Regions from separate parts of the Homo sapiens genome. Here regions 2, 3 and 4 are each linked to region 1. A link is a contact called in ENCODE Hi-C or POLR2A ChIA-PET data. All regions are on one chromosome and are shown on one strand. The core of a region is the stretch at or near the end of the contact, and the rest is flanking DNA. Distances in the headings are between cores, read along the strand shown.

Region 1 (5,470 bases), core at 2,435-4,934:
TTTTGTTTAGTATTTGGTTTAATCCACCAGCCATGTCCATAATGGCATGACCTTATTTGTTCACCACAGTACCTCCAGTGCTTAGAAAAATGGCTACCACATCAGAGGCACTCAACATCTGATAAAATGAAGGAAGCCTAAATTGGGTGGAAAATCAAGGGTCTCTTCTGGATGAGACTCCACTGGCTCCTCAAAAACCTAATCCAGATTGTTACACCCATATCTGAAACGAGGTACTTCCACCATCATAAACCCTCTAAGACTTGCATCTCATTTCCACTCTCATGTTAAAACAAACCCACAACATGCAGTCTTTTTTACATATGAGCTCCAAATCCATTCCTCCATAACCGCTACCAAAAAAAAAAAAAAAAAAAAAAAAAAAAAAATCAACCTTCCTGCTACCATTTTCTATTTAGCCCAAGACTCCAAAACAGAGTAATCAAAGTGAATCAAAATCATACAGTTCAGAAATCACTTGAAATGTATGGCATGCCTGTAAGTTAATGAAAACTATGAAGGAAAATATAAAGAAAACATGTAAGGAAAATTATTTAAATGGAATTTTCTTATCACAATTCCGTGGTGTATGGGGTCATATATATCACAATGTCTTTGAGGCAAATTTTTTATCTGCAACAACTCAGTTTCAAATAGAATTCATGGTATAATTGTTGTAGCTATTGTCTTTCTAAAAGAAAAACAGGAGCATGTGATAATAATCTAAAAGAAAGGATAGGAACACTGTTCTTCCCCATACTTGGGATTCTCTTCCTGTGCGCCCTTTGGAACTAAAGCGTGTTCAATCACAGGGCAGGAAAGGACCAAAACACTAAATACATTAACTCAGCGCTTTAGCCTTTTCAGTTCCTTAGGGGAGACATTTTATAGACCAAGAAAACACGGATACAAAGATATTCTCAAATACTAAAATGCTTAAAAACAAACTTTAATGCTTAAAAAAAAACTTCAGGGCACAATACACTTCCCTGGAGATGCCAAGTTAGACTACCCATTGTTAAAAAGTACAAATAGGGAAAATAAACTGCTAAAGGGCACAGGGCTTTGGGGGAGTGATAAAAATGTTCTAAAATTGATTACAGTAATGGTTGCACTGTTTTGTGACTACACTAAAAACGATCACTTCATCTGGTTAAATTGTATAGTATATGAATTAAACCTTAATAAAGCTGTGCCAGGTGCGGTGGCTCACTCCTGTAAACCCAGCACTTTGGAAAGCCGAGGCAGGCAGATCACTTGAGGTCAAGAGTTCGAGCCCACCCTGGCCAACATGGTGAAACCCTGTCTCTACTAAAAAAGACAAAAATTAGCCAGGCGTGGTGGCGCACACCTGTAATCCCAGCTACTCGGGAGGCTGACGCAGGAGAATCGCTTGAACCCAGGAGGCGGAGGCTGCAGTGAGCCGAGATTACGCCACTGCACTCCAGCGTAGGGAACAGAGTAAGACTCCTTTTCTCAAAATAAATAAATAAATAAATAAACCTTAATAGGGCTGTTAACAAGACTAAACTCAGCAAAGGGACAGCAAACTACCGTTTTGGCTTCTGGGATGAGTTTTCAGGGGAAGCACCTGGGTTAGGAGGTGGGGGGTGCGGAAATTTGACAAGTGGAAAGGAAATGTGAGACTTCTGAACAATCTAGTTTCGCTGAAACCTGCTGAAGAAATGTGACAAAAATTGAGGGTGAAAATAATGGACCTTAGAATTGAGCCCCTGGGGCCGGGCACCGTGACTCACGCCTGTAATCCTAGCACTTTGGGAGGCCGAGGCGGGAGGATCACTTGAGGTCAGGAGTTCGAGACCAGCCTGGGCAACTCGACAACACCCCGTCTCTACTAAAAATACAAAATTTAGCCGGGCATGGTAGCACGCGCCTGTAATCCCAGCTCCTCAGGAGACTGAGGCAGGAGAATCGCATGAACCCCAGAGGCCGAGGTTGCAATGAGCCGAGAGCATGCCACTGCACTCCAGCCTGGGGCGACAGAGCGAGACTCCATCTCAATCAATCAATAACAAGTGAGCCCCTGGGCAGGGCACGGTGGTTCATGCCTGTAAGCCCAGTACTCCAGAAGGCCGAGGCTGGAGGACTGCTTGAGTCCAGAAGTTCGAGACCATCCTGAGTGACATAGTGAAACCCGATTTCTACTAAAAATAAATAAAATTAGCCAAGCATGGTGGCGCACGCCTGCAACGCCAGCTACTCAGGAGGCTGAGGTGGGAGAATCACCTGAGCCAGGAGCCAGGGAGGTCGAGGCTGCAGTGAACCAAGATCGCACCACTGCACTCCAGCCTGGGCAGCCAGAGTGAGACCCTGTCTGTCTCAAAAAAGAAAAAAAAAAAAAAAAAAAGAAGAGAGACCCTGAATGGCAAATAATACAGAACTTCTTACAAGATTTTGTCTAAGAACACGACAACGGATTAAAATGTATCTACAAGTATTCAAAAGGCAGACACTGTAACCAGTGAAAGACCTGAGTGACCCACCATTTTTTAGAACTGTGTCTATGCTGGTCCCAAAACTTACTATGGGTTCTAGAAGTCAAGGCGGGCCCTTGAGCCACTAACAATTGTGGCCAACACACTGGTTAGAATGCATTATCGTTAAAGTGCAACCCTATTGAGGGGTTAACGCGCACAAAACAGAGAGTGACCCAATATAGCACAATATCCCGAAATAATGTGGAAAACAAAAGCGATTGCAAAGTTATCATAAGAGCACCGATTTTATTAAATTCCTATCCGTGCCAACCCAATCTCAAGACCCCGAGTCCATCCGGAACCCGTGCCTGAGGCTGCTCCAGCTCGCTCTCTTCCGGGCGCTGCCCCGCCCCCACTCACGTGGGACGCTGACCGCTCCACGGTCTCGCGGCTGGCAAGCCCCAGAACCCGTTCGATTCAACTATTATTAAGCGCCTGCTGTGTGCAAAGTTCTGAGCTTTCTGTTGGACTCAAAAGACTCAGTACGACCTGGGCCTGGTCTCTGCCCTCAAGAAAAGGACCGCGATCCGTTTACATCCTAGGCCTGCAGTCCTTCCAGTTCCTACCCGTGCCCTCCGCTGGTCCGAGTACCGGCCAGAAGCCTTTCTTCGGCCGACGGGCCACCGGGGAAAAGGCCCTCGCGCTTAGCACACACCCACGCTCATAGTGGGCCGCGGCCCCTAGTGTCCTAATACCTACTGGGGGTCCCTGACCTACCGGGACCTCGGCTCGGAACGGAGGCGACTCCTCGGCCCGCGTTCCCCAAGCAGCGAGGGTCCCAGACTGGAACAAGCATTATCTCCTAACCCCAGTGCACGCGGCAGGCCCGGCCCACACTTACGGCGTGCAGCGGTCGCTATACTCATTAGCGATAGTCTCGATGCCGCCGGCGCGGGCCACAGCGACGTAGCAGCTCTGGAAGCCCAGGTCTATGCCCACCACCGACATGGCGCCGGCTACTGCTCGGGCTCGGGCCCGGGTCCGGCCACCGAGACAGGACACGGACCCCCGGCGGGGCTAGCGAGTGGAAAGCAGGCCTCTTGGGCCGAGGCTACTGAGGGGCTTGCGGTGTCCACGCGAGCGCCTAAGTCCTTCCAGTGGGTACTGCAACCGAGAGCGCTGCTCAGGCCGGCTCCGGCTCAGTGGCCGCAGAGGAGGCGCCGGTAGCGGGGGCGGAGAAGATCTCGAAAGATCTCGTTGCGACGAGAGCGGAGCCGCAGCACCAGAGCTACGAAAGAACGGGATGTTCTCGCGATATCCCGGCTCAGGCGCTTTTCCCCTTGAGGCCCCGCCCCCAGTACGTCTGAATACGTCACGTCCTGGCTCGAGAACCTGGGAAAGGACTGGGTGGCTGAAAGATGGCTGGAAAGCGCATTTAGCCAACCGAGCCTGCGCATGGAACCTGCGGCGCTGCACAGCTGCATAGAGATGTGGAGCACCTCCCTTTACCGTAGAAAGTAGGCGAGCCAGCTCGAGGCACTATACTGAGGAAGCGCTGCGGCCTACTTCCGCCGTTTTTCTTAACATCAAAGAAACTTCCGGTAGTGGGGTGTCTTGCATTCCACCGTGTCGGTGCCCCAGAATGAGACGCAAGCTGATCTGCAGATCCCGCAGGGTGCCTTCTGCTCTTTTCGGGGCAGGTTGGCCGGTAGGGGAGAAGGCCGCCATTGGAACGCGGCCTTTATGTCGGGTTCTCTCAAGAGTCTAAGATCGCACCCTCACCAGCGGAGGGAAGGAGCCCACTCCCAGCCACACCGCTTTGTTTTCTTTCGCTTAGCCTTGTTGCGCCGTTCTCTAAGCCACTCATGTCCTTAGATCAGATTGAGGGGCCCGCAGGATTTAAGCCTTTAATCCACAGCACATTCCAAGCACCTACCCGGTGGTAGGCCCTAACAAGGAACACAGGCAAGTGACACGCTGCCTGGCCTGAAAGGTCCGCTCAGACCTTTACATGAAGTTAATAAATGTTAAGCTTCAGGGCCCCTCGCTTGTATGGCCTCCTGGGAGAATAGATAGTTGCTGAGTTGTGGAGAGGGGAAGCCAGCTTGAGATTAGGAAGCAAATCTATGTAAGCATTTCTAATAAATTACCCAGAGAGATCTAAGGAGAATCTGAATCTCCAAGTCTCTAGTAATGTGTTGTGATTTGTCGTTTTAATTATTTGTTTTGTGTATTTGTAGGGCCCCCCAATGGTATATAAGTTTCACCTCTGCAAAACCTGGATCATCCCCATCATGAGGGTGGCTAAACAAGTAAAGGTGACCCCAGTACAGAATGGCGAGTGCTATATGCACAGAATGGTGGAGACTAGGACAACTTCCCAGAAAAGGAAAAGGCTGTGTTCAAGTTTGGAAAACTAGCAATAGAGACCATAGTTTAAGGACTAAAAAGAAATTCTCCGTTGCTGGAGGGTACATCATGAGTTGAAGGTCTCAAGGCTAGAGTACCTGCCCTTCAGCCATTTTAAAAGTGAATGAGCAAAGAAGAAATTACATTGCCCTGGTATGCCCTTCCCTTTAAATACCTGCATTTCCTGCCACCTCCGGAGGTACTTCACTCTATAGGAGCAACCCCAAACCCGGGTTGATTACCATTAAAACTTGCAAATGGCCACACTGTTCTCACATTTTGCCTAACTAAAACCTGTTAATTCTTCAAAGACAAGTACCAGGTGCTACCTGTAAAAGGGTACTGGGAATAAAAAGAGTAGAGGCAGCCAGGAACAGCCTTTGGAAAAACGAGAGCAGGGACATATTTGTACATTGTATACCCATGTTCATAGTAGTTTATTCACGGTAGCTAAAAGGAGGAAACAATCCACATGTCCATTGACAGATGAATGAGTTTTCTAAATTTAGTGTATACGCGTAACAGTACATTATACAGCTTTGAAAAGACAAAGGAATGAAAGTCTGATAAATGCTACAGCATGAATGAACCTTGAAAATACGCTAAGTGGAAAGCCAAACAAA
Region 2 (5,370 bases), core at 2,828-5,327, 400 kb after region 1:
TTTACAAACTGGGCCACCTCGATTTTGGTGTCTCGGACATGCAAGCTGGAAAACTGCTGCAGGACAAAGAGGTCAGCACATGAGTAGAACGCCAGAGGCCGGGACGACTCGCACAAACCAGGGGCTTTCCAGGGACTGTCTCATTCAGTCCTCACGGAAGTCCCCATGAGGTGGGTACTGTTAGTACCTCTACTGTACAGATGTGGAAATTGAGGCCCAGGTAGGAGTTAGGAGCCCTTGAGCCCAGATCCTGTAAATCCCGAAGGCCACGTCCCTGCTGCCACAATGGCCCCACCCCTGGGTGGACACACACCATGGATATTCAGCCAGCTTCCCTTCAGCGAGCCCAGGGTTGGCAGGAGGGGGTGCAGGGTGGGTGTGAGAGGGTGGGGGATGCCTTACCCCAGCTGAGACCTTGTGCGGGCAGAATCCGCTCAGCATCCTCTGGGTCTTCTCGATGGCACTGCAGCCTGACACGTTGATCAGGGATTCCAGGGCTGCACAGTACTGTGGGGAGGGGACACCGAGGGGTCAGGCCCTGCTTGGGCAGCTGCCTTTTGTGAGTCTGCAGGAAGATGGGGCTGAGATGCCTGGCGCAGGTGAGTCTGGGTGGTGGGCGGGAAGGGGCCAGATTATGGCGGGAGGGAGGAGAGCACTTGAAGCTTGCTTGGAACCCCAGCCATGGAAGGGAGGCTCAGAGAAGATAAGCCCAAGGCCTGGAGCCTCTGCCCCATCCTCCCTGCACCCAAAGGTCCTTACCATGCCAGCTGTCAGGTTGATGCTCCATACCATGCTGCCATTGCAGAGCGGAGCCTGTGGGAGCAAAGTGACAGTGAGCAGAGTGCTGGCAGGGGTTGTGGGCCTGCCCTGGCAGCCCAGGCCAGGTCTGCCCCAGCACAGGCCCCACAAGCATCCCTGGTGTGGCACAGAGGCAGGCCTGGCAGCCCCTCAGCATTCCTGAGCTTCGTTTTCTGCTTTGAACAGCAGGCATAGGGGTGAGGTCCCACTGTTTAGGGTCTTGGAGCTGAGAGAAAAAAATTGACACCACTAGTAAGGGACAAGCTGCATGCAAGGCTTGCCATAGTCAGGGCAGGAGGACAGGGGCCTGCGGGAAGGGCCAGGGTGGGGACGAGTGAAGTAGGAGTGGCCTGGGCCACTGTTGACCAAGACAAATCAGATGGGAGGCGGTGGGGATCTGGTGTATTAAATGCCCTGCCTTCTGATGGTGAGGGAACACTGCAGTTAGGAGCATGGACACTCTGGTGTTGGCCAGGCCTGGCTTGAATCCAGCCTCTGTCACTTAACCTCACTGAACCTTAGCAGAATGGGTTCATCGTACCTGCCTCTTGAGGTGGCTGGCAGTGATGAAATGACACATAAAGCACGTGCACCAGGCCTGGTGTAAGCAGTGCTCAGACATGTGAGCTGTTACTAGTGGGGCAAGGAGCGGACTCTACTAAGGAATCCTCCTGTAAGGGCGGGCCTATGATGGTGCTGGGGAGAATGGCTGCATTGTTATGGTCAAAATCCAGTTGGCAAATGCCACATGGTTCTGGGAGGGTGCTGGCCCTTCTCTGCTGTCCTCTGTTCAGGAATGGCTGAGTAGGAGCTGGCAGTGGCAGACAAGGCCAGGCCAGGAGAGCAGGTAGTCCCTGGGGAGTCTGCCAGACACCTCCATAGGTCCATCCACAGTGCTGAGCCCCCCAGCCCAGCTCCTCTCTCCCTCATGGCTGGGCCGGGCCTTGGTCCATGGAGATTTTTCCTGACCTACAGGCATCTTAGGACCAGGCCCAGCCTGCTCATGACCTCATCTTGGGAATCACCCACCCTGGAGCCCTCATAGCTAGGACCCTGGCTAGCCGACACTCACCTTCTGGTTCTGGGTGATGTTGACCAGCTCCTCAATGAGCTCCCTGAGGGCTGTAGAGGGAGGCACAGGGCCTGGGGAGGCAAAGCCGCCAAGGCAAGTGAGAGCAATGACCGTGGTCAACAAAAGCGCCATGAGGCCCAGTGCCAACAGGAGAGGATTGAGGAGCGGATGCATAGGCTGGGTGGCTTGTGGCCTTGGCGTCTTGTGGCAGCTTTTATAGGCCCAAGTGGTGACGCCTGACACCATGGTCTCTGCTTTTTCAGGCACTATCTAGAAACCACATCTTTACTCATCTTGATTTTACTTTGTGGAAAATCCAGTGTCGCATAAAGGAAAGAGTTTGATTTCTCATGGACTTATTGAGAAGGGTCCAGGGCAGAGTTTCCAAGATCTGGGTGGGTTTAATTCCAGCGGCAGGCAAGGGGCCCTGAGAGCGGCGTGGCATTTGCAATGCTGCCCTGAGTTCCAGCAGTTTTGCCTGTGACAACCCTGAGTACCTGGACAGCTGACCCAACTCTGAGCTCCTGTCCTCAGACCCTTTTGGGTCACCAGAAGTGCTGAGCAGATAGTCTTAGTGCACTGTGGCTGTGACCACAGTCTACCAGCTATGGGAATTTGGGGAGTTTTATTTTTTCGATGAACCAGTCTCTTAAATTACTTAAGTAACACTTGCTTGGATACAAAATTCAAACAGGCAATAGAAGAGTAAAGTTCACTTCTTTTGGCTTGCCTAATTCCTCCTTGGCCCCACTGTGAGAGGGATTGTCAAAGTTCAGATTTCCAGGTCTCCACTGAGAGATCCAGAAAGATTCAGAGGTCTTTCTGGGAGCTTTTTTGGTGTTTTTTTGTTTTGTTTTGTTTTGTTTTTTTGGAGATGGGGTCTCACTATGTTGCCTGCCTAGGCTGGCCTCCAACTCCCAGACTCAAGCGATCCCCCCACCTCAGCTTCCAGAGTGGCTGGAAGTAGTGTGCACGTGTCTGGCCCCTTTAATTTAAAGTGTATGGGCCATCCTTCTGGGAAACTCTTAACTGGGCCAGGCTGGCAGCCTTAGTCCAGGTCAGAGATTGTAAGTGTTCCTAGTGCCACTGGGGCTTGGGGTGATCCCCTTTGCTCACCAGTCTCTGCAGGATCAACCCCTGCCGTCTGGGGGCCTCAAATTTCCCTTCTGCAGAATGAGTGCTGTGGAGGGCGGCTCCTGGGCTTGGCCCCTGCAGCCATGTCGCCTTTTCCTGCTCTTCCCTCGTTTTCCTAGAAGTCCTCCAGAAACCCCCACAGCAGAGGCCACGGCATTTGCCTGTTGGGTGTTGATGTCAAGATTTCTCCCCTACCCACTTCCTCCCCGAACCAGCGCCTCCCCAGGCCCCCTCTCTGCCTGCTCAGGCTCCCTCCGTCCTGTCCTCGATGGGGCTCAACCTCCTCACAAGGGTGTGCTTGTGACCCTCCTCACAAGGCATGCTGGATTCCCGCTCAGAGGCATCCCAGGCTTGCCCACCCTCTCTTCCCACAGGGAACGTCATTCCCACCCTCTCTGTCCACACTCGAAGCTTCCCAGCCCAGCTGCTGGCTCTGACTCCCAGAAGTCTGCCCCTTCCCCTCGAGGGCCCCCAGTGCCTGGAGTGCCGCTACTTGGCCGTGTGACCCCTCTACGGGCCTGTTTCCTAATCTGTAGTAGAGGGCCCACGGCATCTCCCACAGGGTCTCCGTGATGGGGGAAGGAGCGGGGAACTACCTTGGTCTGTGCAACTCCCGGAGCCCCGCCCGGGTGAGTCAACGCCCCTTATCCCCCATGGCCACCAAAAGCCCTGCCGGGAGCGGTGGGCAGGGGCGCCCCCGCGCGTGGGAGAAGGCGCTGGCGCGGCGGTTGCGGCGGCGATGGCCCGCGGAGATAGGGGGGTGGCCTTATGTAACGGGAGATGGGCCCGATAAGCGGGATCTGCGCGGCCGGGCCCTCCTCCGCGGCCTCCGGCGGTGGCCGGTCCGGGAGGCAGGGGTGGGCGCGCAGACCGGCCAGTCTGGAAGCTGCGGAGGCTGGCGAGGGGGCGGCAAAGGTGGCGGTCCGAGCGCCAGGCAGGGCAAGGGCCGGCTGGACACCCGGGCCAGCGGCTCCCCGAGCGCCGGTGCGCACCGGCGAGGGGCGGGAGCGGCCGAGGGGCCGAGGCGCGCACGTGCCGCTCCAGCACCGGCCATGTCAGGCCGAGGGACCCCGCGGGCCCGGCCGAGCGGCAGCCCCTGCCCTGGAGGGTGGTCTCCAGGGACCAAGGCGTGGCGGGCGGTGCGGAGAGGCGCGGCACAGATGGCTACATCAGAGGGTCTGTTGCTTGTTTCTAGATTGTCAGCGGGGATCCACTCCCGTGCGGGTAATTTTAATTAACACTAACTACCAAAGGGCCGCTCCGGGCACTTGGCGCATGTGGCTCGCACCTGCCTGCAATGCGCTGCGTGGGCCGCCCGCTTATGGCCATGGGGAGCCTCTTCGCTTTGCTCTGGCCCCGAAGCGCTGGGATTGGGACCTCCCTTCCTCCCGACCAGCTCATCCTGGGAAAGCTGGGGTTGCTTTTTCGGGTTTCTCTGGACTCTGGGTCTCCGTTGGCAAAGACATGATGCCCAGTCAGGAGGAGTAAGGCCTGAGAGAGTTGTTTTTGTAAGTGAAAGGATTTAATTTTTTAGATTTTTATTTTTAGGAAAGTTACGAATGCAGATAATTTTAAAAATCAAGAAGGCTGATTATGTAAAACGGCAGCGCTGGGAATCCGTGCTCTATGGGCCTCTGGCATTGCTGCTCCTCTTGTGAGTGAGGCACTTACTGCCCTGCTGTGTCCCTTACTGTCTTTTAAAGGTTGTTTATAGGCCGGGCGCGGTGGCTCACGCCTGTAATCCCAGCACTTTGGGAGGCCGAGATGGGCGGATCACGAGGTCAGGAGATTGAGACCATCCTGGCTAACACGGTGAAACCCCGTCTCTACTAAAAATACAAAAAAATTAGCCGGGCGTGGTGGTGGGCGCCTGTAGTCCCAGCTACCCAGGAGGCTGAGGCAGGAGAATGGCGTGAACCCGGGAGGCGGAGCTTGCAGTGAGCCGAAATCGCGCCACTGCACTTAAGCCTGGGCGACAGTGTGAGACTCCGTCTTAAAAAAAAAAAAAAAAAAAAAAAAAGGTTGTTAAGAAAATCACAAGGAAGGAGGAAAAAATATATTTCCTATTCATTAAGTGGAGGTGGAACATCACAAAGGTCTTCAGCGTCACTGTCTTCACGTTGAGCAGGCCGAGGAGGAAGAAGAGGAGGGGTCGGTCTTGTCATCTCAGGGGTGGCAGAGGCAGGAGAGAATCCGTGGATAAGTGGATCTGTGCAGTTCAGAACCTGCTGTTCAAGGGTCAACTGTGTATGTAAAAAATTCAGTGGAATCTCCACCTTCCCTCACAAGTAACTATTTTTCTTAGGTGTTGTTTTTTTTTTTTTTTGGTATCCTATTAGTTTATGTAAATACAAGCAACTGTGAAT
Region 3 (5,560 bases), core at 1,821-4,320, 270 kb after region 1:
TTTTCAGGCATCTCACTGGAACGGATAGTCCAGAAACAGACTTGGCAGAGATGGCTGCAGCCTCCCAACATCTGCTCTCCTCTAACATTTTATGGACTTTTTAGCTGTGCACATGATAGCCAGAATAAAGACCCCATTTTCCAGCTCTGGCCAATAGCATGTAAGCAGAAGTGCCACATGGCAGCTTCTGGAATCCTCTGAGAGTTGGCTCATTTGCACTGTATTACTATCATTGCCTCTTGCTGCCTGGAATGCAGATATCACCATATTGGACCATGAGAGCAAGACCACGTAAGGCCAAGCAACAAGAAGAAAGTGTGCGTAGAGAGTCACATAAGCCCTGGACTACCTACCTGGACAATGTAAGAAAGGAAGACATTTCTATCTTGTTGAAGCAGCTGAACATAATCCTAACTGATGCACAACCTGCACACACATACAGAAATGTCGTCTGTGATACCATTTGCATTGTACATCAGAGGGGAAAGATGAAACAACTGGTTTGGCATACACATACACAAATTGCCTAGATGTGAAGGAGTTAAAAAAAAGTTTTTAAAGAAAATTTATTCTTTTCTCACAAACACAATATCTTTGTGAAGTTAGGGAAGGGTCTTTATTTTTAGAAGCCAAAGTAAAAATAATAAATAAAATAACAAGTACACTTGACAACATCAAAAATTTAAACTTCTACATGACAAAAGAAAGTATAAACAAAAGTAAAAGACAAGCAAGAGGCCTGGAGGGCAGCATTTCCTGAAGCGAAGTCTTGTCATGTTCAAGTTCAGTGTGGTGCTGGGTATGTATGCAGGGTAGAGACAAGGGGCAACAAAGTGTGGGTAGAGCTGTATATTCCCCTTTCTTTTGCACAGAAAATGCATATTAGCTGATCAAAAGCTGAGGACTTCTACAGAACCCTGTCTGTGTATGGAACTCAGCATTCCCCAGTTATTTGACGGTGAGACCAATCTTTTTGTGGTAAAATCTATGAACTAACCTCTAGGTGTATACGAAACACTCAGAAATGCTGCCATAAGAAATAACACTTTGCCATGTGAGAAATGATCGTTATATTCACCTTTTGAGCCCTCATAGATAATTCTCACTCTTTTATAAGTTCTGACCAGCAGCAGCATAAAATGAGAGAAATTTCGGCATTGTGGAATAGGAGGAAATTCTCCTGTTTACTCCTACAGAGCAGAGTGAATATATCCCAAAAGAAGGAAGTCACCTGTACTCTGAGCTTTTCCTTCTCATAGCCACTGGCCAGGACTGTAAGAAGTACATGTTTTGAAATATTTCCGATTAGAGATAAAAGACCATTTTGAAGATAATTTAGGGCTAGTCCCAGAGAGTTGTAATGCAGAACTGCCATACGGATGGCAGTTGGTCGTGATTTCTTGTTAGTTATAGGGAAAGAAAAAGGAAACAGTAGATACAGTCTAGGATGATCAATTCAGTATTGACCACACATTCTCTGGGCTCTGAGATTAAGGCCCTTGTAGTCTAGAGAGGGAGATTTTATTTAATATTATATTTTAAGTACAACTTAAAGCCCTTTACTTATGTTATTTAATCCTGTAACATAGGTGCTATACTTGTTCTCATTTTTAGGACCAGGGAAGGGAGGCATAGTTAAGTAACTTGCCTAGCTAAGGTTAAAAAGCTAGCAGGATTCCACCAGGAAGGTTTGCCATAGATCCAGCTACCCTAACCACTGCTCTGCTCTATTTCTTGTAGATAACTTTAATACAGCATGGGAAACAGCAACATAGAGAGAGGAGCAAAGTGAAAACATTGTCAGGAAGGTCCAGCGGGAAGTCAGTCCACCTTGGGGACAAGCTACAGTTTGCCTGGGAGAGTGAGGAGGGGAAAGCCAAATCAGGGTGACAAGGTCAAACAGCAGAGAGGGGGCTCCTCTTAAGCCAGGTGTGCTAAGTCGAACGTGGTCTTTAGGCACCTCCAGTCAGCACAAGTTTCTGAGTAGGAGAAACAGGTCAGGTTGCTTCTCAGCATACTGGGGTGAGGGGTGTGTGTGGAGGGTGGACCAACCTGGGATGAGGCCAGTGGGGGGTAGGGGGCAAACCTTGCCACATTCCCAGAAAGAGCAGAGAGAAAGGCAGAGGGAAGAGAAAGAAACGGGGTTTCAGAGGATTTGGGAGCTGCTTTTGTATAGATTGTCAGTGAGAAGGATACAGAACCTCCTGAGGCCTCCGACCCTGGCGTAAGTGTTAATTTTCTGAACGTTTTGAGCAGTGACATTAGCGGAGAGAACGTGCACGCACTGGGAGTGGTCATCCTCTTTGCACAATGGTGGAACCATTAAGACGTTGTCCCAAGCCCTTGGGACAGGCAGGGTGATGGACACTTGCAATCTGACGCCTTGACCGTCGAGCTCCGCTTTTCTATTGCAGGAATCCCAGCCTAAACTGCGCATCCTGCTCGTTGGTTGCACAAGGAGCCGAAGGCTGGTCCCTTGCCCGGGAAGGCCGCCTGGCCGGACGCGCGGGTCCCGCCGGGGTTCCCGCCTTAGCTCCGGCCGGAGCATCAGGTGGGGCCCAAGACACCCGCAGACTAGGCTGCCGCGGCCTCTCCCGGATCCGACGGGTCTCCCGCAGCTTGTCCACACTCTGGTTGGTGGTCCCAGCACATTTGCAGGCTCCAGCGGGTGGAGACGGCTTGGTGGGGGAGATCTCTAGGGCGCACGCCGTGCCCCACTTCCCCCTTACGGGAAAGGCTTTCCAGCGCGCGGACCCAGGAGACTCTCACCTAGGCTCGGCCCCAGGCTCCAGGGGACACGCAGAGGCCCGCCGGGCACCAGCCCCGAGCCCCCCGACACTGCCGTCCCGGTCCCCCAACGCGCGGACTACAAGTCCCAGCAGTCCCCGCAGCTGGCACCTCCCGCCTCGCCGCGGAGACCCCCGGCCGTCCAAGCGGCGGGGCTCCGGCTGCGCTCGTGGCCGGGCCGGGCGGGGAGGCCGGTCCCGCGGGCGGGGGCAGGGGCGGCTCCGCGGCTTCTCCCGCCGCCGCCGCCAAGGGGAGTTTCCAGGAAGTGGCCATATTGGATCCATTCAGCCGCAGCCGCCCGGGCGGAGCGCGTCCCGCAGCCGGCTGGTCCCTGTCGCTGCCCCTGCGCTCGTCCCAGCCCACCCGCCCGGTGCGGAGCTCGCCATGGCGGCCACCGACCTGGAGCGCTTCTCGGTGAGGGCCCCGCTGGGCCACGGCGCGCGCGGGAGGCGCGGGGCGCAGGAGGGGCCGCCCTGCAGCTGGCGGGGGGCGCGAAGCGGGCTGTCAGCGCCTCACGGCCGGGCCTCGACACCGGGCCAGCTCGAGGACCCCGGCGCGGGCTCTCGGCCGCGCTATCGGGGGGTCCCGGAGCGTCGGGCGGCCTGCCTTGCCGGGCGGCTGGTCGGGGTCGCTTCCTGGGGCGCAGGCAAGGCTAACCCCTTTCGCGGGAAGGAGCAAAGACCCGCCTGGCTCCGGGCAGGTGCGAAGATAGAGTGGCGCCCGCGGGGCCGCAGGTGAGGGTCCGGGACACTCCGGACCCTATCGCCCAGGGTGTTTCTTTCTGCACACTTGGGGAAGAGTCCTAGCCGCACAGGTGCTGCGGGATAGGTACAGCCGGGGAGGATGGAGGCCCCAGGATCCGAGAGAGTCTCCCACACGAGCCCAGGACAGTTGCAGACTTGAGTCCTGAAGACCCTTGGCCTGCTTTTCCTTCCTCCCCCGCTCCCCTCTGCCCCGCTCCCCACGCCGGAATCCTGGGTGCGACTCCAGGCAGGTCAGGCCTCAGTGGTCGGGTCTGCGGCAGCCATTCGCCAGGAGCTGGAGGGATTCCAGACTCAGCCCAGTGGGCGTTTATTTGGGCTCCAGTCCAGGTCCTCAGAAGGTTGATGTCCCTGGTGGTCCCTGCAGGGGTCTCACTGGGCCTGAGCCTGCCGACAGCCAACTTACTAAAGGCTTTCATAATTCACTCGCGGGAGGGAGGCCTTTGGGGGGTTGTATCTGGACATCCCCTGCTGTCTAAGGCTGGATCTGGGTGTGTCTGGGAGGCTAGGCTGTGACAGTGAAGGAAGCTGTGTCCTCTTGCCAGCATGTAAGGCCCTGGTCGGCTGGAAGGGGGAGGAGGGGGAGAAGGAGGAGGAGGAGGAGGGAGGCCCAGGGCTGTTGGAGGGAAGGGGGAATTCTGAATATGTGAACGATAACGAATTGGTTCTGGGGCTAAATAAGGGAGCCAGGACTTATGTAATTAATGCTATAAATACCGTCATCCCAATTTATATATGTAAATTTTCCATTTAATCTGAAAATACATTTCTTATTCTACTTTGGAAATGTGCATGACTAAAGCAGGAGCTCTTGGTTTCATAATTTCTAGACTCGGGTGTTTTATTCCCATTGGAGAGGGGGTCGTATGTCAGTTAAGTAAGTTTAAATACATGAGGAACAGATTCAGAGGCTGGGCTACTCAGAGATTCACTTCGCCCCGTATTATAAATTGGAATTTATGTACCGGAGGAGGGCAGTGCCTGAATCCTAACAGACCTGCTGATTAGCTGGAGGCCAAGAGACCCGTGAGTGCCTGGGTGTCTCTGCATGTGTGTCTGTGTGCATTTTCTGTGCCCAGCTGACCAGAAAGTTATGTCTGGGTCTTGTCTGTGGCCAGAGGTTTAACAGTTGATGTTGCAGGTGGGAGAGGTATGTAGAGAAACCAGAATCAGACAGCCTGATAGGAATCCTAGACACTCCTTGTTGGCCATGTGACCTTGGGCAGGTTATTTAACCCCTTGGTGCTCTCATGCGTATAATGGGATAGAAATATTTCTTCCCTCATAGGGGTATTGTGAGGATTCAACAAGAGAATCCAGGGGAGGTACTTAGCCCTGTGTCTGGCACATGGTAAGGACACAATAAATAATATATGCTACCTATTGTCCACGTGGATGTGAGGACTGGCCCCCTATGTAAGAAGGGAGCAGAGGATGCATTTGCCCTGTTCATGGCACTCTCTGTAGAGCTTCCATCCCTGCTCGTCCAGAGATGGTCCTCAGAGGGTTAGCTGAGAGGCCATGCTGTGGGCTGGTCAAGCCTTCCCCTGGGGTCCTGTGTTTGCTCTCGGACCATTCCTGTGAGGAGTTTTGGTATTAGCTGCGGGGTGGCCAGGGCACAGAGAGGGGACTGACTCAGGCAAGGGCGTAGAGCCTGAGCGCAGGGCCTTGGTTGCTATGCCAGCTTCAGCTGGAGGGATGGACACCTTCCACACCCTCTGCACTTTGGGCTGTCAGCCTCCTGGAAGGGCTTGGATAGGGTTGGATTTGGGTGGAGACCTTGGGTGGAGTTTGGCCTGAATTTAAGTCTGGACTCCATTCACCCTTCCTGGCTTGTCATCTTGGGAAAATCATTTCTGCCTTTATCTTGCTGTAAAATGGGCAGAGCCACACTGGTTCCTCAGAGAGTTTATGGAGGGTTAATTGCAGTCCGTGGCATGTTTGGAAATATGCTGAGGTGTCTCGCAAGCCCCAGGATGTGATGGAGCCATGACAGGTCTACACTGTCCCTC
Region 4 (5,660 bases), core at 3,053-5,552, 380 kb after region 1:
TCGGTGGTATTAGAGAACATGGGATTGAGAGCTGCGTAGAAACGCATTGCACAGTGGTACTGTCATTTGTCAGGCCCCTATCGTGGCAGATTTTTGCTTCTGTAAATAAGCGGCAGTGAGTAAACTATAGAAATCTTTGTGTTCATCTCTTATTTATGTAGGCTAAATTCTAGGAATGCAGTTCATATTTTAACGTTTTTTCAGGAAAGTCTAGACCCAGACTGAGGCACCAGAATCCCAGGCTACAGAAGCTTCCCCTTTCCCCTGTGGGGCGTGATGTCCCATGGGCAGAGCGGTTAGAAAGACATTTACTTAATGAACTGACTGAGAGTCACTCCTCGTTCCTGATTCTAGTTGGAAATGTAAGAGTGTGTCAGTATCTTTGGGCTCTGGGGGCCAAGAAACAGACCTCTCTGGGCTTTGTAGGCGAGTCGAGGTGGAAGGGACACGGGCTGATGGGGGGCGGCAGATGGTGCCTGTGTGTCTGGAGGTGGGCAGACATGCATGCTGCTGCAGAGGGAACAGTGAGATTCAAGAAAACCAAAAAGTCAGCCCTTTGCTTCTTTTACCACAAACCTTGGTGAGATTTTTCTGAAACGCTGGCTTGGAGCCTGGAAATTAAACTTAATTTTGACCCGTATATGGCCACATAGTATAGGAAAAAACCCTCTAAAGATATTTTTGAAAGGACTTTCTAAAGGAAACAAGGATAAAATAAGAATTGAAAAGAGTCTGCATTAAATGGAAAAACTTTAAAAGAATGCATCCTAAGGGCAGCTTTAGTGCAAGGCCTTAACGTTTTAGTTGCTCTGGTATCGCAGCGAGGGGGCGACACTCCATCCCTGCCGTGGCCCTGGACTCCTACCACCTGCCTGTCTAGCTCTGGCTGCTGAGTGTGTCTGCCAGTGGCTCAGGGAGTGCACTTGGACAGCCTGGCTGACCTCACAGTTCAGAACTGCTTAGGGAGTGACTCAGAAGGAGGCCTGTCCCTCCCGGGAATGTCAGGAAACAGCCACTTGGGAGATTTCTTCTGTGGCAGTGACTCTGTGAGAGTTCTAACTCGGTTCTTGACCAGCCTCACTGAGGACCATATAAATCCAGCCCGATTGGCACTGCATTCATTATCTCCCATCCTGCCCAGGATAGTCAGCTAGTGCTGTATATGAGAAACTCCTTCAAAAAACAGAGGTATTTGAGGTTCATTATGGAACTCTCTGTAGAATTATGAACTTTAGCTCTCTTTGGTAAATAGGAAATAGCTCCAACTACTTGTCCACCCAAGAAACCCTTCATCAGCCAGCCAGCTTGCTTCTTCCCACTTTGCTGTTCCTCAGACAGCCTTGACTTCATAGACACCCTGACAGGTGTTACCTGTGAAGCCCAGGACCTAGACCAGTGCCTTCTTTCCAGCAACTGCCAAGAGTAGAATGCTACCCAACTTAGAGATACTAAAATTCTTGTTCCCCCGAAGAAATAAAATCAATAGGCTGGATTTTGGAAAGATGTTTTCTTTGGGAACACAAAGAAGTACCTTTTCCTCTGCATACCACCTTTGTAGGTTTTTGAAAATAGCAACATTTCACTGTTCTGAAATATCTTAACATGTAAGTAAGCAGTGCTGAATCTTCGAGGGGAAGAAAAGAGTGAAGAGTGAGATCGTGAACTCCAGGAGGATGAAGTTCAGGGGAGGCAAATGAGACGGGTAAGAGTGAAGGCAGGCAGTGGGGATTATTCTAGGAGATGTTTGTGTGTGTGAGAGGGAGGTGAGTGAGGACTGAGTGAAGAGGGGAGTTAAGGACGGGAGGGCAGCAGTGTCCTGGCCTGCACCCGGGGGTCTTCCAGAAACAGCCCAGATGGATTGCCCCAGACTCGGCATCCTGGATGGTTTGATCCTTTCCAACCCGGTCCCCTCCTTCTTAGAATCATCGCTTCTCTGCACCTGTTCTTGCTTTTAATCGTGGTTATATCATCTCACAATAACACTTTGCACTAACTCAAGAGCTGGATTCCAATCAACCTTGCAATCACCTTCAGAATCACTTTCATATCTTCACATGTGGAAACTGAGGTGCAGAGAGGTGTGAAGATGTGCTGAAGGCCAGCCACACAGCTAGTCAGTGGCAGAGCTGGGTCTAAAACCACAGGCAGTCTTACCTCCAGGCCCTCAGCCCTCACCCTTCCTCCAGGCCTGGCTTCTAGTGAGGTGGCCCTTCCCTTGGCTTTGTTAGAGCCTTCTCAGCAGTGCCACAGGCCTCCAGAGACCCAGTGCTCAACCCGGTGGACTCTTGGCTTCTAGTAGGAGCCATCTCGGTTGGATGGACTTGGAGATTTTATACACACACACACACACACACACACACATATACATACACATATATACATACACACATATATATACACACACACATATATACACACACACACACACACACACACACACATAAACTGTTGCCCAGGTGCAGTGGCTAATCCCAGCACTTTGAGAGGCCGAGGTGGACGGATTGCTTGAGCCCAGAAGTTCGAGACAAGCCTGGGCAAAATGGCAAGACTCCATCTCTACAAAAAAATACAAAAATTAGCCAGGCGTGGTGGTGCACACCTGTCGTCCCGGCTACTTGGGAGGCTGAGGTAGGAAGATAGCTTGAGCCTGGGAGGTGGAGGCTGCTATGAGCTGAAATCGCACCACTGCACTCCAGCCTGGGTGACAGAACAAGACCCTATCTCAAAAAAAAAAAAAAGTGTGTATTTGCCCTTCAGAATCTCATCCTGTATCGGACTCCCGGGATAACTAATGAAATGAGATAGTCCAGCTAAAGGCCCGAAGAGCAGTTTCCCTCATGAAGCAGGATGGGCCCTGTTCTATGGTCTGGGTGCTGGAGTGTGACCCTGCCCAACACACAGGGCTTCACTCCTGGCCATATCATCTCCCTAGTTTGCATGGAAAGCAGGTAGTTAGGAGACCACTGTGAAATTGAGGCTTTGGGGCTTTCATTCTCAGCCGTGTGTTTCCATGAAAACAGGAACTGAAATGCACAAAACTATTGATACGGCTGTAGTCATGTGTTTGTCAGAGAAAATGCACTATCAGCTGTCAAATCTATCTCCTCCCACTACAGATAGAGGGGTGGGGGTGAGGCAGCACAGGAGGCAGAGAGGCGAGGTGCCCAGGCAGCCCGAAGCAGGGATGTGCTGGACGCTGCCCAGCAGGATGGTTCCAGACCGAGCTGGAGGGGAGTTCGGCCGGCCAGAGCAAGCTGAGGAGCTCTGGACGGCCAGCCCCGGAACCCAGAGGGCTGTTAGGTGGCCAGGCTGTGGAAGAGGAGGGGCTCTGGCGATACCTTTTCTGTTGCCATAGGAAGTCTCTTAGACAAAATGAAAGCTCCCTCAACCTGTCATCTCAATATCTGTTTCTGTGAGAGTATTTGGTTTTTCAGAAATGTATGGGCCAGAAAAATTCTCTCATTCAACAGGCATTTATTGAGTGCCTCCTACGTTCCAGGCACTATGCCAAAGCTAAGTAAAACCCAAGAGGGCTTTTCTTTGACCAGGATCTGAGTCAGGACTACAGCATGTAAGCTTTCTATTACATGTCTTCTAAATCAAGTGAAACCAGAAAGACCAAAACATGCTTAAGAGTAAAGATCAGACTTCTCGTTCTTTGAAAACATCTAACACCTTAGAGTTAATTTGGGCCCGCTCGTTTTCCATTAGACAAGTTTCTTGTTCAGACATTTGGGGATGGATCTCCCCATTTGCTAAAACAGACCGTGGGACGGCTTCTTACCTTGGAGGCAGCAAAGATGTCTGTTACGGTCAACTCGGTGCACAGAGTCTTGGTCCAGGCAGAAATGAGAGAGCAAGAGACAGAGTTAACCTCCAACCGGACAGAGAAGTCCTTGATGAGCAGCTCTCACTCCCTCCAACTGAGGAAACTTCCTACAAACCCTCAGAAAAAAGAGTGGCAGGGGAGAAGCCTCGCTGTGTGCCCTGGACTGCCACCAACCACCAGTTCCAACTTCTCTAGCAGCTGTTAACGTTTTCATGCCTAGAAATACTGAGAGCATCACCAGAACATCTGGAGAGATGGTGCCAGATAGGTACTCACCTTCTGCTCTGTGAGGCTGTTCAAAGTTTTGATGATCTCCTGTAAGGTGATATCGCACTTGTGTCCGTGGACAAAGTTGCCGGCACATGCTAGCAGGAAGAACAGAGGGGGAAGCAGTTGGGAGGTGAGACCCATTAATAGGTGTCGATTTGCAGTGACAATGTGAGGCAATTAGTTTATCAGGAGAAGCTAACGATGCAATGCTGACAAAGATATCTCTATATATAGATTTAAAATTGCTGAAACCGAGGGAAAATGAGTTTACATTGGAAATTTTCGTTACACCAGATTGTCAGTCACTTGGGGCCAATCAGCACCTCTCTTCCAGGAGAAAAAATGCCTCACAAACAGGTAAAATGTTCCTGTGAAATCAGACCAATAGGAAAATGAAACCTTTTTAAAAAATTAACTACAAAGTTTCAGCATAGGAAATTACACCATAATTTGCTCTTTAGATTAATCTTATCAGCTTGGGGCTGCTGCTGGCTTTTTGCTTTGCATAGAAGGGAGAGGCCACAGGTGTCCGAATTTGTTGTAATGCAGTCCTCCTGGGGAAAGATAGAGTAATATCAAGAAAGTTTTACTTGAAAAGTATTTTAACCTGGCTTCTTCCAAGTACAGGTGGCATCTTGGAAACTGTCCTGTCATGGAAAAGCTGATCTGGGGCTCCTTCTCTGCATAGAGGCAGAATAACAGGCAGACTCTCCTACCCCAGCACTGGGGGACAATGTTCTCCCAAGTTTAGGTGTTTTGAGAAGGACAGGTCGTATCAGGTGAGGCCTAGTTTGGGTCCCAGCAGGTCCATAAGGTCCTTACCCATAAGGAAGCCCTTGGCAAGGTAGGTCTATTCTGAGGTTTCAGGAATGACTTTTTTTTTTTTTTTTCTGAGACAGGGTCTCACTCTGTCACCCAGGCTGAAATGCAATGTTGTGATCAGGGATCACTGCAGCCTCAACCTCCCAGGCTCAAGTGATCCTCCCACCTCAGCCCCCCTAGCAGTAGGTGCGTGCCACCGCACCATGCCTGGCTCATTTTTATTTTTATTTTTTGATAGAGATAAGAGTCTCACTATGTTGCCTAGGCTCATCTCAAATTCCTGGGCTCAAGTGATCCTCCTACCTCAGTCTCCCAAAGCTCTGAGATTACAGGTGTGAGCCACCATGCCTGGCCAGGAATGCCCACTTTTTGAATGGAACCTAAACACATCCTCAGCTAATTAGGAAAAAGAGCTACAGTCTTACCAACTTACAAATCAGCCCTCCTAGTCAGTGCCCCACCACCCGCCCTGCTTGTTTTTTATTGAATTCATGTGGACACAATAAGGTGCTCATTGCCTCACCCCAGCAGTGAACGTAAGGACCCCACCACTCACTCAGGTGCCTGGGCCCTGTGCAAGGCCACCCCACCTCCCAGTAAGGGCTCATGGGCAGCAGGATTCTTGGGCCCTGCCTGCCCCCTGCTTTTCTCCCAGAACCTTCCCTTCCCTTGGTCTCTGACCTTCTTTTCCCTATGAATTTCTTTTTTTTTTTTTTTTTTTTGAGATGGAATCTTGCTC

The links. Hi-C counts contacts between places; a loop is a spot of excess contacts on that map. ChIA-PET counts read pairs that join two places held with the same protein, here RNA polymerase II (POLR2A). Pooled maps may share reads with other maps.
Region 2: a loop to region 1 is called in a map with no recorded cell type, with 2.4 times the contacts of the local background. The contact joins the promoter of TH2LCRR here to the promoter of HSPA4 in region 1. A Hi-C loop is called at or near these places in 3 of 37 single-sample maps with no recorded cell type and 6 of 50 pooled maps. POLR2A ChIA-PET finds 5 or more read pairs at or near these places in 1 of 52 experiments (activated T-cell).
Region 3: a loop to region 1 is called in a pooled map, with 15 times the contacts of the local background. The contact joins the promoter of SEPTIN8 here to the promoter of HSPA4 in region 1. A Hi-C loop is called at or near these places in 1 of 168 maps with a recorded cell type or tissue (ascending aorta) and 12 of 50 pooled maps. POLR2A ChIA-PET finds 5 or more read pairs at or near these places in 3 of 52 experiments (CD4-positive, alpha-beta memory T cell, GM12878 and WTC11).
Region 4: a pooled map shows a loop between it and region 1 (4-fold over the local background). The contact joins the promoter of IL4 here to the promoter of HSPA4 in region 1. A Hi-C loop is called at or near these places in 2 of 37 single-sample maps with no recorded cell type and 4 of 50 pooled maps. POLR2A ChIA-PET finds 5 or more read pairs at or near these places in 1 of 52 experiments (activated T-cell).

What each region holds. Positions count from the first base shown.
Region 1 is chr5:133,050,227-133,055,696 of GRCh38, reverse strand. It overlaps HSPA4 (heat shock protein family A (Hsp70) member 4), which reads right to left and starts at 3,684. Exons shown (of 19, transcript NM_002154.4): 1 at 3,340-3,684. The coding sequence starts at 3,446. RefSeq lists enhancers at 1,508-2,470, 3,709-3,888, 4,079-4,128, 4,199-4,248, 3,435-4,397.
Region 2 is chr5:132,654,861-132,660,230 of GRCh38, reverse strand. TH2LCRR (T helper type 2 locus control region associated RNA) reads left to right here and starts at 4,077. Exons shown (of 3, transcript NR_132125.1): 1 at 4,077-4,180. It overlaps IL13 (interleukin 13), which reads right to left and starts at 2,058. Exons shown (of 4, transcript NM_002188.3): 1 at 1,871-2,058; 2 at 760-813; 3 at 403-507; 4 at 1-56. The coding sequence starts at 2,044. RefSeq lists silencers at 3,274-3,333, 3,414-3,503, 3,564-3,853.
Region 3 is chr5:132,774,749-132,780,308 of GRCh38, reverse strand. SEPTIN8 (septin 8) reads left to right here and starts at 3,070. Exons shown (of 10, transcript NM_001098811.2): 1 at 3,070-3,201. The coding sequence starts at 3,172. RefSeq lists silencers at 2,750-2,799, 2,890-3,299.
Region 4 is chr5:132,672,631-132,678,290 of GRCh38, reverse strand. It overlaps IL4 (interleukin 4), which reads right to left and starts at 4,302. Exons shown (of 4, transcript NM_000589.4): 1 at 4,106-4,302; 2 at 3,785-3,832. The coding sequence starts at 4,240.